Linked DNA regions of Homo sapiens: region 2 is linked to region 1. Evidence: chromatin contacts called from ENCODE Hi-C or POLR2A ChIA-PET data. All regions are on one chromosome and are shown on one strand. Each heading gives the region's core, a stretch centred on a gene start or an enhancer-like site at or near the end of the contact. The rest is flanking DNA. Distances are from core to core; before and after follow the strand shown.

The links. A loop is a pair of places that touch in the nucleus more often than their neighbours do. ChIA-PET counts read pairs that join two places held with the same protein, here RNA polymerase II (POLR2A). Pooled maps may share reads with other maps.
Region 2: a loop to region 1 is called in a pooled map, with 5 times the contacts of the local background. The contact joins the enhancer-like site here to the promoter of RPS7 in region 1. A Hi-C loop is called at or near these places in 1 of 37 single-sample maps with no recorded cell type and 3 of 50 pooled maps. POLR2A ChIA-PET finds 5 or more read pairs at or near these places in 1 of 52 experiments (OCI-LY7).

What each region holds. Positions count from the first base shown.
Region 1 is chr2:3,570,913-3,578,826 of GRCh38, reverse strand. It overlaps RPS7 (ribosomal protein S7), which reads right to left and starts at 3,567. Exons shown (of 7, transcript NM_001011.4): 1 at 3,477-3,567; 2 at 3,143-3,235; 3 at 2,939-3,010; 4 at 2,197-2,340; 5 at 1,053-1,117. The coding sequence starts at 3,217. LOC124907726 (a long non-coding RNA gene) reads left to right here and starts at 3,718. Exons shown (of 2, transcript XR_007086196.1): 1 at 3,718-4,692; 2 at 7,589-7,914. RefSeq lists a silencer at 3,021-3,310 and enhancers at 2,862-3,438, 3,439-4,014.
Region 2 is chr2:6,342,083-6,349,996 of GRCh38, reverse strand. No RefSeq gene overlaps it. Among named protein-coding and RNA genes, the nearest start is that of LINC01247, 29 kb to the left of the region's middle. RefSeq lists enhancers at 3,748-3,797, 4,278-4,327. Within about 2 kb of position 4,321, at least 2 of the 41 ENCODE cell types and tissues checked have a DNase peak (open chromatin) inside an H3K27ac peak, as active enhancers do; they include OCI-LY7, where a contact is called at or near this core.

The DNA of each region.
Region 1 (7,914 bases), core at 2,318-4,817:
ACTAAAGCTATGGATTTGAGGGACAGTCCTCTGGGACTGTTCTTATACTCATTTCCTAACTGAGGTTCTCAGAACTGAGTTTCCAAAACCCTCTTTAAGTGTCATGATTTAGGGGAAAAAAATCCTAAATTCTTATGCCACTCTGCCTTTAAAAGTTTTTCAAAGTACTAAGCCATAGAATTCAAGTTCTAGAAAAGCTGGCACCTACCTTTCCACATACCACAGCTCGACACAATAACACATTACCAGACTCCCAACACTGTGTTCTAGTGGTTTTCAGAACAAGACCGAGTTAAAAAAAAAACATTCTTAGCACTACTAGTACTAGCTGCAATCAGCAAATTATCCCAGCCTTGGATCAGTTTCCTCATCCACTGAGAGTAACAATACAAATTAAACATGTTAGAGGGCACAGGCAACACTAGGATTTTTTTTTTCTTCAACTCATCCTTAGGGAAGAGTCCACAGGGATTTAATAGTTCACATTTGTAAAACAACATACTAATCAGAGACTAACAAAATACCAAAAGATCTAGTTCAAGAAGACAACTACCAATATTTGAGTTTATGCCAGATAACCTGTAAGTCAATCAAGTTCATAAATCATTTTCCATCAGCATCTTCAACTGCAGTGATATTTTAACCTGTGATGTTATCACCAAAATCCACCTACATTTTTTTACCTCCAATCCACAGCAAAAATAAAAATCAAAGATAAATCCAAGCCCATGTCAACTGTGTCTAGCATGCTATATCACAGAATTAAAGTAATGATTTCCTTCTCATCATTCCTATCCTGTGCACAAATAATCGGAGGAAATCATCTCATCTTGTGACAGCACTGACCTAGTAGGCAAACAATGGCTACATGAATACATGTATGTTTTACATCTAGAATTCTAAAACGTATCATGTGCAACTATACAGGAAACCAAATGCTGCTACTCAAAAATTCCCACTTGAACATCTGTTTTCATAAACTACAACTTAAACAAATTAAGAGTTGTTAATAAGAGGGGTACACACATTTCTGAAACTACTAAAATACTCACCTCCTGGGACGCTTTTGCTTATTTTTTGTACGGCTTTTTCGAGTTGGCTTAGGCAGAATTCTCCTCTGTAAGGTAAAAATTATCATGTAACAAAATGAAAAAAGACTTTAAATTGACAAAAAGCTGTAACTGCCATACTGCTTTAAAAGCAAGAAGAATGGCAGGGTAAGTTCAAAGTTCGAGAAGGCTAAACAACTTAGACGAACAATTGACTGAGCAAACCCTTCTATGGAGTTACTTCCTGATTCTTGAATAAATCATTCAGAATCCACAGCCTCTACTAATACGCCAGTGGACAAAATCTCCCAGATACGCCTTTCCCCATGCCTATGACCCAGAATACTACTTTTATTCCAGATCAATCCTGGCACTTCATTCCCCATAGACTTCAGTTTGCACCAATCCCCCATCCGAACTGTAACAGGTTTCTTCTTTTTTTGAGATGGAGTCTCGCTCTGTCGCCCAGGCTGAAGTTCAGTGGCGGGATCTCGGCTCACTGCAAGCTCCACCTCCCGGGTTCACGCGATTCTCCTGCCTCAGCCTCCCGAGTAGCTGGGACTACAGGCGCCCACCACCACGCCCAGCTAATTTTTTGTATTTTTTAGTACAGACGGGGTTTCACCGTGTCAGCCAGGATGGTCTCGATCTCCTGACCTCGTGATCCGCCTGCCTCAGCCTCCCAAAGTGCTGGGATTACAGGAGTGAGCCACAGGGCCCGGCCTGTAACAGGTTTCTTAGTTTGATCATCTATGTAAGCAACCCACTAGACTTGTGGAAATTTAAATATGGGAAATCATTTTCATAACTCAAAACACAGCAGTCTGTCACTTTACAGACTTCTTGTTTCGACTCTTAATTAAAGAACGTACTTTATCTTTCTTTTTAAAACTTATTTTTTCTATTTTTTGTAGACAGGGTCTTACCATGTTGCCCAGGCTGGTCTCTACAGTGATCCACCCGCCTCCACCTCCCCGTGCTGGGATTACAGGCCTAAGCCACGGCGCTCTGCCTGTACTTTATCTTTCTACCCAATTGGATTCATAAAAGGATTGTTTTCATGACTCCAACTACCAATGCAGTCTAAATACAAGCAATTTTAGCAAAATTCACAAACAGAAACGTGCTGCAACAGTAGAACAGATACCTGAGCGATAAAGACGACATGCTTCCCACTGAACTTTTTCTCCAATTCGCGTACTAGCCGGACTTGGATTTTCTGGAAAGATTTCAGTTGAGGAACGGGAACAAAGATTATGATAGCTTTCCGACCACCACCAACTTCAATTTCCTAAAGAAAAAAACAAAAATCCACTGTGTTAACTGCTTCAGAAAGTAAACGTTGTGGTCAAATTAGAGGATAAGAAGACCTTATCACTAACACCGTAGCTGCACTACAAACTAATACTAGTTTTGAGTTAATCATAAATGCATCCTTCGGAAATGTTCTCATCTCTCTCCAACCTTCACATTTCCTTATTCCAGGAAGGGAGACTGTTCAGGCCAGGAGGCCAATCACTACCACTTCTGCACCCCCACTTGCGGCAACTCCGGGCTAAGGGTAGAGAGAATCTCATCCTGAGCTCCCCACAGCTCTTTGCCGTATCTATAACTAAGTAAGGGCAAATAAGGTCCGAAATGGGCCCAGGCCCTCCCTACTCCACGTTTCTCCACCGCCCGCATGTGGACAGCTTAAGCCGCAGGGTACCTGCAACCCCACTCCCCGCACCTGGGCGGTATCACTCCCAAACAACACGGCCGAACCTGAGTTCAGGTTAGGCGGCCAGGCGGCAAGTCATCATCAACCGTAACCCAGGTCCAACCCTCTCAGGCACTGCGCGGGGAGACGCGCCGCAACCTCCCTCCCAGCCGAGGGAGCGCCAGCTTACCTTAGCTGCCGTAATATTCAGCTCCCTGAGCTGAGCCTTGAGGTCCGAGTTCATCTCCAGCTCCAGAAGAGCCTAAGAAGCAACGAACAGCAGGACCGACCCTGAGCGCGCGTCCGAGCACCCCGGGCCCAACACACGCGCGGCCGCCTCCCCTCCCGGGCGGGGCGCCTCCCCCCACCCCAGACCCCAGGGAAACCCTCTCACCTGGGAGATGCCGGACTCGAACTCGTCCGGCTTCTCGCCATTGGGCTTCACGATCTTGGCGCTCGAACTGAACATGGCTTTCTCCTGGGAGAACTGAAGGCACAGCGGTCAGCGTTACGCGGCCCGGGCTGCAGGCGCCGCTGGCTCGCCCTCCCGCCCGCACCCCCCGGCCAGGCCCCGCTCGCCCCGCAGAAGCCATCGGAAAGCACAGGGCGGGTAATCGGCTGTATCCCCACCCTGTGAGCAAGGCTCGCCCCTCCAGGGCCTGACTCCAAAAGGCGTTTTCCTCAACCCAAGAAGAAAAGTTCTGTCGGAGAGCAGGCCGCCAACCTACCTTGCCGAGCGCCGGCTTAGGAAGAGACCCAAATCTCGCGAGAGCACGTCAAAATCCGGCGTCCGAAGGCAAGAGGCGGAAACAGCGCGAGGAGGAGGGCGGAAACCGGAACATCACTGAGAAGCGGTAGGAGGCTAGAGAGTCCCAGGAAGCGGCTCTGGGGACGAGTGTCTTGGTAACGCTTTTCCGCCCTAGGATTCGTACTTTGGTGCCGTTTCCGAGCGTTCCGGTACCGGCTCCCAAGGTTCCCGTCTTCAGTGCAGGTTGCAGGCGGGAACCGGCCTCGTCCCAGCCCTGGGCCTGGGAGAGAGAAGGAGGCCGAAGAAAACCAACTTCGGCAACCTCCGGAGACAGGACGTTTAAAAAAGGCTAACTTGGCTGGGCGCTGAGGCTCACGCCTGTAATCCCAGCACTTTGGGAGGCCGAGGCAGGAGGATCACTTGAGCTCAGGAACCAGCCTGGGCAACATGGCGAGACCCCATGTCTACAAAAAAAAAAAAAAAAAAATTAGCCAGTCATGGTGGTGCGCGCCTGCAGTCCCAGCTACCCCGGAGGCCGACGCGGGAGGATCGCTGGAGCCGAAAGGTCGAGGCTGCCGTGAGCCGAGGTTGCACCACTGCACTCCAGCCTGGGCGACAGCGCAAGACCCTGTCTAAAAATAAATTTAAAAAAAATTGCGAGGCCTTCATTCTATGCTAGTACTGTACTAGGTGCTAATTATTAAGTAAAACCGACTGAACTCTTGCCCTCATGGAGCTTACAGTTCAGTGGAGAAGACATTACCTAAAGCAGTATGACTAAATATATAATGACATATTGTAATAACTTACATAACAGTACAATGAGAGGGTGGGGAGGGATTATTTATGCTTTAAGAAGTCGGGAATCCTGGAACGGAATGACATTAGACTGAGACACGGAAGAGCCGCAGGATCTATTGCTGGGGAAGAGCATTCCAGACAGGGAGGAACTCGTGCCGAATGATCCCGCTGTGGACAGGGAATTTAATCTGAGCTTCGGTTTCCTCTTCTGTCAAATGTCATGCAAGAGTTACTTTCAGCCGTGGTCCAGGCACTGTGAAAAATGCAGAAGCCACACTAGGTGCCCTCTCTCAGGATTCCCAACCACCTTTACCAAGCAGAGATGGTATTCATCCCACATTTTTAATGCTAGATATGCTCCCGCCCGGTGCTTCTCTAATAATGTTTTTTAAAAGGTAAGTGACTGTCTCCTTGGAAAATTAAGGATAACTTGAAGTTTCTTCCAGATAGAAAGTAAACTACAGCTGCGTCTACAATCTCATCTGGGCAGTCGTTCTGAGCCCTTTTGTCGAACTAGGTCCATTTCCTTACTCCACATGCACTTTTCGACCTGGCTTTTATCTCTGCTGCTCTATAAAAGTAGTAATCTAAAAGTTCATCCAGTAAAGCTTTTTCTCTGTGAACCTATCACTTGAGAACAAAAAAAATTAAAGTTATTTCTGGTTTCCAGTCCTTTGTTGAATAGGAGTGGTGAGCAAGGACATCCGTGCCTTGTTCTCCATCTTAGGGGAAAACCATTCAGTCTTTCACCATTAAGTATAATATTAGCTCTAGGATTTTGCAGGTATTTTTAATCAAATTCAGGAAGTTCCCTCTGTTTCTATTTCTGAGAGGTTTTTTTAAAATCATGGGCCGGGCACGGTGGCTCACGCCTGTAATCCCAGCACTTTGGGAGGCCGAGGCGGGTGGATCACGAGGTCAGGAGATCGAGACCATCCTGGCTAACACGGTGAAACCCCGTCTCTACTAAAAATACAAAAAATTAGCTGGGCGAGGTGGCGGGCGCCTGTAGTCCCAGCTACTCGGGAGGCTGAGGCAGGAGAATGGCGTGAACCGCCGGGGGCGGAGCCTGCAGTGAGCCGAGATCGAGCCATTGCACTCCAGCCTGGGTGACAGCGAGACTCCATCTCAAAAAAAATATATAAATAAAAAATAAAATAAAATCATGAATGGATGTTGGAGTATGTCAAATGCATTGTTTCTATGAACTAATATGATTATGTGAGTTTTTCTTTTTAGCTGTTAATGTGCTGTTAATATACATAAATGCTTTTCCTTTCTAACTCTTTAGCTTTGAGCCTCATGAGATCCTAAGAAATGTGATTTTTAAAACCTAGAACCTGATAGAAGTTGATAGAGGTTGCACATGTATTTTTAATAGGTAGTTTCAGGATCATAATCACAACTTAGAGGGTCATTCTACTAATTTTATGTTAGGAAATGCCTACTAATCATTACATTAGATTGTTTTCCTGGTTTTACTAGTACTAGCTTCTTTATTATTTAACCATACAATAAGTGAGTCGATAATACCAACATGATTGACAATGAACAGAAATATCATCTATGCAATCCACTTACTTTTAGAACACTTTGTTAACTCTTTTATGTATCATTATGGACATGGGACATTTCAGATTTGCTGTACATCAATCAGTCTCAGCCAATATTCTCCTTTGATCCTCAAATTGTCTCAGTTGTGACCAGGAGGGGCCCCTCTTAGATAAGCAGCCGAGTCTTGTCATTTCTATGAATGTCTGAACATCTTGTTTTCTGGCACAAGATATTCCAGGCTCCTCTTGTAATTTTCTGCCTGAGACATAGAATGAGCCTTTTCTCCTAGAAGTGCTGATACTTTTGTTTTTGTTTTTCTGGAAAAATAGTACTGGAGACCAGAATTTTGGCAGCAGGAGGCATCGTGGGGCTCCTCATAAGCCGTTTCAGCGGACAGAACTTAGAAAGATGGCATTTAAAATAATTTTTTCATAAAAGATACAAGTTCACATTGACATTCTCAATCCACTTCTAACAGAACAATTCCTTCTGAAATCCTCGATTCTATCATAGCATCTCCTTTTCTCCTGTAATAAAAACCTTGCTTCCTAAACACAAAAATACAATTACTTGCTTTATCTGACACTATGAGAAAATACATTCAAAATAACAATGCAGGTGGGCCGCAGTGGCTCACACCTGTAATCCCAGCACTTTGGGATAATCCACCCAGGGTGAGTGGATCACTTGAGGTCAGGAGATAAGCCTGGCCAACACAGGGAAACCCTGTCTCTACTAAAAATACAAAAATTAGCCAGGTGTGGTGCCACCCGCCTGTAATCCCAGCTACTCGGGAAGCTGAGGCAGGAGAATCGCTTGAACCTGGGTGACATGAACTCCTGACCTCATGTGATCTGCCCACCCTGGCATCCCGAAGTGCTGGGATTACAGGTGTGAGCCACCATGCTCAGCCCTTGTTGACTTTTGAATATGTGAAACACTCTGCTTCTGAAAGTCAAAGCCATCTAAGGAGGTCACTCCCTTGAGAAGGCCACACTCCACCGGCCCCTGCCTTCCCTCCTGCACCCAACCTTGCTTTCTGGTTCATGCTTCCTGGGTTTCTTTTTGCTTGAATGTATATTTTCTTACCTCTCCTTCATTCTTACACAAAAGCAGGATTTGATTTTTGCATTTTGTGTTCGCCTAAACATATTTCCTGGAAATCCCTCCATGTCAGTTCAGGAGACCTCCCTCATGCTTTTTCACCACGGCGTCGCTCTCCGCTGGGCTGTCAGACCACTTTCACCCAGCCCGTGTTCTGTGGAGACACTTGGACTGCATCCGAGTCATACTCAACATTTTGAAATTTTAAACAATGCCCCACAAATAAACTTAGGCATATGCGTTAGGATGCTTTTGGAGCAGCCCCTTTGGGATAAATTTCTAGAAGTGGGATCTCAGCCTCAAAAGGTAAAGGCATAAGTAATTTTGTTACGCATTGCCACCTTCCCTTAGAAAAGCGCTGTGCGTCATATGGGAATTCTTGTTTTCCCACAGCATTCCCAACAGAATGTGTCATCATACTTTTTAATTTGTTTCTATCTGACAGGTGAAAAATGAGACCGCAATGTAATTTAATTTGCATTCTCTAATTCAGAGTGAAGTTGGCATCCTTCCATGGGTTTCATACGTTCAAGGACCATTTTAAAGCGTTTTATACGTTTTTGTGTGATTGTTTTCTGCTCATATTTTAACCATTTTTCTTTTTTCTTTTCTTTTTCTTTTTTTTTTTTTTAGGTTGAGAGCAGAATTTTAATAGGCAAAAGAAAGAGAAGAGCTCTCTGCTGCAGACAGGAGTCCTGGAGAAATGGGTTGCCCTCTTTTTTCTTTTTCTTTTTTTGAGACAGTCTCTCACTGTCACCCAGGCTGGAATTCAGTGGCGCATTCGTACCTCGCTGCAGCCTCAACCTCCTAGGCTCAATCGATCCTCCCACCTCAGCCTCCCGAGTAGCTGGGACTATAGATATTTAACCATTTTTCTATTGAGATTTGGTCTTCTCCACCACCCACCACAGATTTTTGTAATTAGAGGTCATTTTTCCAAACAAATGATTCTTAAGGTC
Region 2 (7,914 bases), core at 3,072-5,571, 2.8 Mb before region 1:
GGAGGACCTGGTGGAGAAAAGTATAGACTGAGACCCTCCCGGGGTTGAAACGTTGCTGTTGAAACCTTTTGTTCTACCTTAGTTTCCACATGACATAATCCTCTCTCCTCCAGCATTACACTTAGAGATGAGTTGAACAGAGAGAACCACATTTTTTACCCTTCTGTTGTTCCATTGTTAACAAAAATTAAAATGCAATAAGTACCTATATATTCCCATAAAAATGTGAAACTTGGAACAAGAAGAAATTTCAAGGCAGAAAAGAACACACACTTGTGTTGACACGGATCTGAATAAACAATGACTTGCAAACACACACTCTGAAATAGCAATTGTGACAGCCTATGATGGAATCATGGAGTTGCTAGAGTTGCCCTTCTGGCTTTTTCAAAACTGTTAAAATTGTACTAACTCTTTTTTAGTTCAAGTTAGTAATCTCTATCAGAAAGCTTTGCCTTGTACATTCCGCAGGATTGAGAAGCTCATCAGGGTTCTGACACATCACTCTATGGTACCTGCGAGAGAACTCACCACACTGCAGAGGAACCATGAGCTTCTTCATCAGTTTCTCCCACAGTCTGAAAGTATCTGTGAGTTTTTCTAGTGCACGGTCAATCTTGTCACCTTGAAAATGTTCAATTAAATGTGTATTCAAATGAATGTCAAACTAAGGATCATCTTGGGTTTTATTGGATTTGTCACAATAGATACCAAACTTAATAGGAGAATTTTTTTAAAGATATTTTGGAAACCTTTGCCACTTACCCAGGCTTATACTATTGCTTGCTTTCCTATAACATCTAAAATGATACGTATACTACATATTTTGACCTTAAGTGCTGAAACATTCAGTTTTTCATTGACCAAATGTATGAGATTAGAGTTAAGAAATACATTTTTAAAAAAGGGTCCTAGGATTATCAAAGCCTGGGAATCAGCCACCTCATCTGAATATTCTGCTCTTTGCTAAGGAGGGTGAGGCTGAACAGAGGGACTCAACTGCAGAGATGTACTCAGACCAACTACCTTCCTAACCTCTGTTAGGAAGGAAAGCATCTCTGTAATAGACACTTTGTCCAGACTCCTGAATTTGATCAATGTGGGTAAGAAGATGACTAATCAATGAGAGCTGAACAAAAGGCATTTTATTATTCAAGACTGTGATAAGATTTTCCCACTTTTAAATGAAAAAAAAAACTCAAATAATTTTAATCAAAAGGAGATTTGTATACCAGATTCATTTAAATTTCTGACTTAAAAAAATTCTACTGGAATTTGATATAGAGAAAAGTCAGGGATATATAATATTGGCATAGAGTTAGTAGAGAGTTAAAATTCATTTTTTAGCTGCACTATCTGCCTAAACTGCCCTTAACAAGATCATTTTTTATACATGAAATTTTGCACCTCATTACCCCTAATTACATCCTTTTAACGGCATTCTTTGAAAATGCAGACTGAACAATGTAGGATAGAAAATACTTATCTTTCTTCTATTCCTGTTAATTGTTGAGTCTTATTCTTAAATCTGACTTCATCTTTTATCTCTTTCTATCCAAACTAAAATGTTTCATTCTGATCTAAACTTCAGAGACTTTTCTTTTTGGGAATAGGGAAAGAAATACACCATCTTAATGAGGAGAGCAGCAACATTTTCCTTTCCACTCTTGTAGCACATTCTTTCTACTTTGCTATATCACATGATTACCCAGTAACCATTTTGGCTTCAAGATTATTAGCTTATTAAGGACAGAAACAATATTGTATAGATCTATTGAATCCTTATAATATCTAAACTGGTGCCTTGAGTAGACTATGCAACTAGTAAGTTTTTATTGAATAAACAGGTTTCATATTTTGCAAGACATCTTGTATTATCTTGAATATTTCCAAATATTAGAAATGTTCTCAAATTTTGTGATTATTTCTGCTTTCCTCAGCTTCTAACAGATTGTTTACTCCATAAAGCCCTTCACAGTTTTCCTAAGCATTTTCTCGTGTCAGTCTAACAAATATTTGAAGATAATTATATTGTGCTTCTGAGTATTTTTTTTCTATACCATTCTCCTTAATGCAAGTTTCTTCATTTTTAGCTTTTAAATGTAATTATCCAGATTGCTCTTCTCTGAGCATTCATCTATAACTATATGTGTGTGTGTAGATAGATAGATAAATAGATAGACAGGTAATAGATAGATAGATATGAAGATATGAAGATACCTGTTAAATATATCTTAGTAAACAGAATTCAAAATTGGATCTAATAATCTGAGGCAATATGTGTAGCTAAAATAAATGGAACTATCATTGCTATCATTTTTATGTAATTCTTCTAGTGATGCTAGTAATACTACCAATGTATATATGGCTACTTTTAAAGTCATATAATTCAGTTAAATCAAAATGATTTTGATTTCAATAAAACCCTTGCTTTTTAAGGCTAGATTGTCACTATCTTATTCTTGCATTTGTTTACGGGAGACCTAAATACTATAGATAGATAGATAGATAGATAGATAGATAGATAGATAGATAGATAGACAGATAGATAGATAGATAGACAGATAGATAGATAGACAGATAGATAGTGATAGACAGACAGACAGACAGACATAGAGAATATTTGGATGGATATTTATTTTGCAATACGCACTTGACATGTGTGATCTAATTCTCACAACCACTTTGTAAGGTAAAGGCGATTCTTATTCTCATTACACAAATGACGAAATTGAGGCTTAGGAAGATAAGTGTACAAGAGTAGGTGATAGGGCCTGGATTTTGTTCTTAAGAAAATTTCCCCTGAATCCTGGGCCTCTACTCACTTCTTCACAGTCATCACTCTGCCTGATGAGGTATTCTTGGAGTTGTGTATGTTTGCCTTTCACCTGCTGTTTCATAAATGTCATGCCACCAGGAAAATGGCTAGTTGAATCAGATATACTTGAGAATACTTGCAGAGGTCTATACATGTGTTCTGTTGGAAAAACTGGACTAGTGGGGTAAGAATGGGGGTTCCTCCTTCCACCTCCAGGTAATTCAGAGGGTTCTCTGCCAATAACTTTTTCCTAACTGAATCTATTGTAACTCAGAATATTTTTTTTTTCTAAGAGTAAAGTTTTGGGCCAAGTCCTACTTTTTGGTGGGAATATCTGTGGACAAGTGGAATCTTGAGTCTTCTCTTAAAACTAATTACTTGGCTATTGTCCTTTCTACACAAATGCAGGGAGAGCCCTGTGCTACTGTTACAATGATGTCTCCTTATTGGGCTGAAAGCACTGTATGAACCATCTTGTCAAAAGTGCTAATGAGTGTATATTTATATTTTCAGGAGAGTATCAAGGGTTCTTTCTTCCCTTGATCTTTTGCACAGAATTAAATAAAACACACCTGGGAAACATACTTATAGAACAAGGTTGAATTTTCTCTATTTAAAAATTGATTTGAGAAAGAAAAGCATTTAAGAAGGAAAGAAAAATAAAATCAAGGAGTTGATTTGAATTAGAATAAAGAATATTGTCCTGAACGTCAGATCACATGTGCTTGATGATCAGCTCACCTCTGCCCTTTTAAAGGCTTTGTTTCTAGGATATCAAGATGCATCAGACGCCATGTCAAAGGCTCCCAGAATTTGAGACTTACATCTCAAAGGCTGTCACATCCCCTGTCCTGCAGATTTCTTATAGAGAACAATACCTGCCTTATAAGACTGGTTCTGGTAAGTCCTTTAATTTTTGGTGTCCAATCAGTTACTAGTAGATGCCAAACCTTGAGTTCATGTTTTAGTTACAGACTTCAGCTCATACTTTCTCAATTATAACACTAAGAATCGTCCTTTGGATAATAACGCTTATATCAAACCTAGAGACTACGTAAGCACAACTTTTCTCTTTTACTGTTCTATTCACAGTTAAAATATCTTTGTGTGTGTGTGTGTGTGTGTGAGAGAGAGAGAGAGAGAGAGGTGGGATAGAGAGAGAGGGACAGAATGAGAACAAATCTGGATTTGTCAAGGAAAAAAATGTTCCATGGCAAAGGAACCATGAGTTGACCAATGGGTACCGATATCTACTGTACACAAAGGATCGAAGCCAGTCCTGAGGGCTAGACGGGAGAAAACATCATAGTGACCCTAACCTGTATTTAAATGTATCCCGTAGAAGTTAGCTAGACTGCAGCCAGAGCAATACAGTGAGTAATCACCAAGTCATGTTTCTGAACTCACATGACTCCTCTGAAACATGTGGTGAAGATATTTGAGGCATTATCAAACACCTGCAGATTTTCAGTTCCTCATTTCTTGCTCATGTGATTTATTAACAGTTCTGCTAATGCAGATAGAATGCAGCCTCAAATTACAGCAGAGGAGAGGGTTGAATGCTGTGCAGCCTATGCTATTCAGAGTGCAGAATATCTGCAACCTAGTTGATCATTTTTGAATCATCAGCTCCATCTTTTTGTTAAATTAACAATTTAACAGCTGCTTTCATCAAAGTTCTTTTGTGTCTACCAACACGATACTGTAATTTTTTTTCCTAAATGCAATTTCCAAGATCATTTCTGTCTTTTCAGTCCCAGATTACTGATTTGCATGTTTGATCAATTTGTATACAAATGTTCAAGAATTTATAAACCATCTAGGGAGCATGAAACACCCTCTAGAGCTCTAGAGAATAATTTGATCCATCTCATCATTCACTTACTTAAATTTCTTTTTCATTAAGAACAGGTGATGAATGAAGGCAGTAAAATATGACTGAGCTTAGGTATACTGTTTCCTAAATAGGAAATATTGTAAACCAAAAGATTTTCACAAAATTCTAGTAAGTGGGAATATTGAAAATTGAGTCAGATTTGTCATAGAAAACATATTTTTTTCTTTTTACCTTTTGTGTTAGTCGGCTTGGGTCACCATACCAAAATACTATACAATGGGTGGCTTAAACAACAGAAATTTATTTCTCACACTTCCAGAGGCTGGGAAATTCAAGATCGAGTTGCTAGCCAATTTGTTCTCTGTCAGGGCCTCCTTCTTGTTTTGTAGATGGGCACCTTTTTGTGACATCCTTGGTGCATGCAGGCACACACACACACACACACACACACACAGAGAAAATGTTCAGGTGTTTCTTCCATTGGACCAGAGCCCAGGACCTCATCTAAACCTACTTATTTCCCCAAGGTCCCATCTGCAAACACTGTCGCATCAGGGGTTAGGACTTCAAAGGATACAATTTGTTTGCAACATCTTTTATAACAACTCAGTCTGCAACACTTCTCATATCTCCAACAATATTTAGGCTTTAATTTATTTTAAAATCATATTTCTAAGCTATATGCATAATAGTACAGCCTGAATGTCTTGAGCTCAAAAGAAGACCTTTAGAAAACAATGCACCTAGATTTTCAAGGAAAATCTATGCTACGTTTGTGGCAGAAGCCACTTGAATTGGCTGATACAAGTTTCTTTCTTGGCTACTGGATCTCATTAGAACCAGCTTCTCCAGATTGGAATGACCTCCTTAAGGGCCCTGAGTATCATCTTCTGTGTCTAGTTAAATTGAGGAGGAGGCACAACCTACTACGTAGCCTTTGCAATCAGGAACAATCAGTCCCCCTTGAGCATTCCTCAGAACAGGAACTGTTCAAATCTGCCCTTTCTCTGAGCTTGTGGGTCCAGACAGTGCAGGAATAGCTGGACAGGTTGGAAGAAGAGAAGGCCAGGAAAATTTCCAGAAAAGTCCCTGAGGCATTCATTGGAGCCGAGAGTCAAGCTCAAGCAGCAAGGTACAAAATACTAACATCAAGTCCAAAGGGTAAAAGACTGAGTTAGGATGGGCTAATGGAATAAGAAGTTTTGGGTAAGTGGAAACAAAGTTGAAATAACAATAGCCCCAAAGCAAATCAGAAGGTTCACGTTTATTACCCCAAACAGTGCTGGGCCAACTGTAGCTTGCCTTATCAGCTACTCCACGTTGGATGAAGATAGCTTTGATCTTCTGGCTTAAAGGATCAGAGGCAGTGTGAGTAGAAACTCAACCGTTTCCCAAAGGGTGGAAAAGCAAATGATATGGCTGGCAAAACACGACTCTCAATGCTTTGGCTTAGATGTGATACATGCCACATTCATTTACATGCCATTGGCCAAAGCAAGTCACACAAACAAGCTTGATGTCATCTGGGTGAGGATACATACTTCTCCAATGGGAGACACTACAAATCCCGTGCATGGTGCAACTGTATATAATTCTTTTACAAGAAAGCAGAGTGAATATGAAGAAGCAATAGTTCAATCTACTACATCTTTTGAAAATAACTTTCCCTTTAGAAAGACCGTCATTTCTCTTGCATGCTTGCTGTTTCCTTCCATTTGTTTTTCAAAACACTAATCTTGGTTAGATTCACATATAGTCTTCATGCCTTTATCTGTGAAGGTGAACACCAGTATAGAATGTTTAGAAAAAGACAAAAGAGTATAATATCATCTTCATACATTCATAATTAAGAATTTCAATTCTCACTCAAAAATTCTAAGAAATCCTACCGGTTTTCCTCTACTAAGCTCATTATCCCACTCTCTGCACTAACTATTTTAGACCTTTGTTTTTCTATTCAAGCTCATCACCCATAATTCCCCTCTGCACCACTCCCCTCACATGCTGCCCACAGATGGCATTGCCTCTCATTTCGTTAGAAAAACAAAAGCCATCAGGTGCCCCCTCACCTCCCCAGCACCGACTCTGTGCACCTGTCTGAGCCTGGACTCATCTTCTTCTTTTCTGTTCTCTTTCTGTAAGAGTTGCTAAATCGTGATGACTGAAGGATGTATAATTGGTACTAAGTTTCAGAAATAAGCCTCCTTAGAGGCTCTGGTAGTTAAAAGAGGATTCCGGTGATTCCCAAAGTTTGCAATAGTCCATTTCTCTAATCTGTCCATGTTTTAGGCGTCCAAAATCAGCAGTTTGCAAAATGCCAACTGTTGACTACGTCAGAATCATGGGATTTCTACCCATGATTCCTACCCCTGTATTTCCAGGATGGGACCTGGAAATACGTATTTTACTGTCTGTCCAAGTGATTCTAATGCATTGCTCAGTATAAAGGTACCTATTACAGAACCTAAGGTGCCTTTAAAGTTTTAGATCTGTGGTTCTATAACTTTGCCTCATAATAAAATTACCTGGGGAGCTTTTAGGGCGCCTGAGGCCCAAGTTACACTCTGGACCAATTAAATTTTAATCTCAGCGGTTAGGGCTAAGAAGTTGCCATTTTTAGACCTTCACAGGTGTTTATGATGTGCAGCAAGCCTAAGAACAACTTCTCACTTTCAGCGAAGTGTGCAAGGCTAAGGGTGCCTTCTGGCTGCACTCAGAGGGGCTTGGATGGGGAGTGCAATATCACAGCTCCACATTGAGGAAGCATCCCCAGGGATGGTTTTGCAACAGAAAATATTGTTCATGCCACTCAAACTGGGAAAAGACCACCTTGTACCAAATGGAAATAATTAATCTATGAAGAAAAATACTGCTGAGGCAGCATAAAATGCTGTAAAGTGTGCCAGACTCAAGGTCAAAAGAGCTGTGTCTGTTGTTTGTTACCTGGGACAATCTTGGGCAAGGAATTTGATTATTCTGAACTGGAGTTTTCTTACCAGTAAGGCGGATGCTACAGTACCAGCCTTGTTGTATGGTTGCTATTTTATTTCATTAAGAGAGCTGACAACTGACATATTCAAATGGTCAGAGTGCTTTTCATTGGAATTTGGGGAGCAATTTGGAATTCCTTATTTGAATCTGGAGTTAAATCTTTATTAATACATGTAGTTTTCTTATTTGTTTTTATATTATTAAACTCTTTTCTAACCTTTTAGAGAGCCAGTCTAGCTCTTTTGTCTTAGAATAATTTTACATCCCA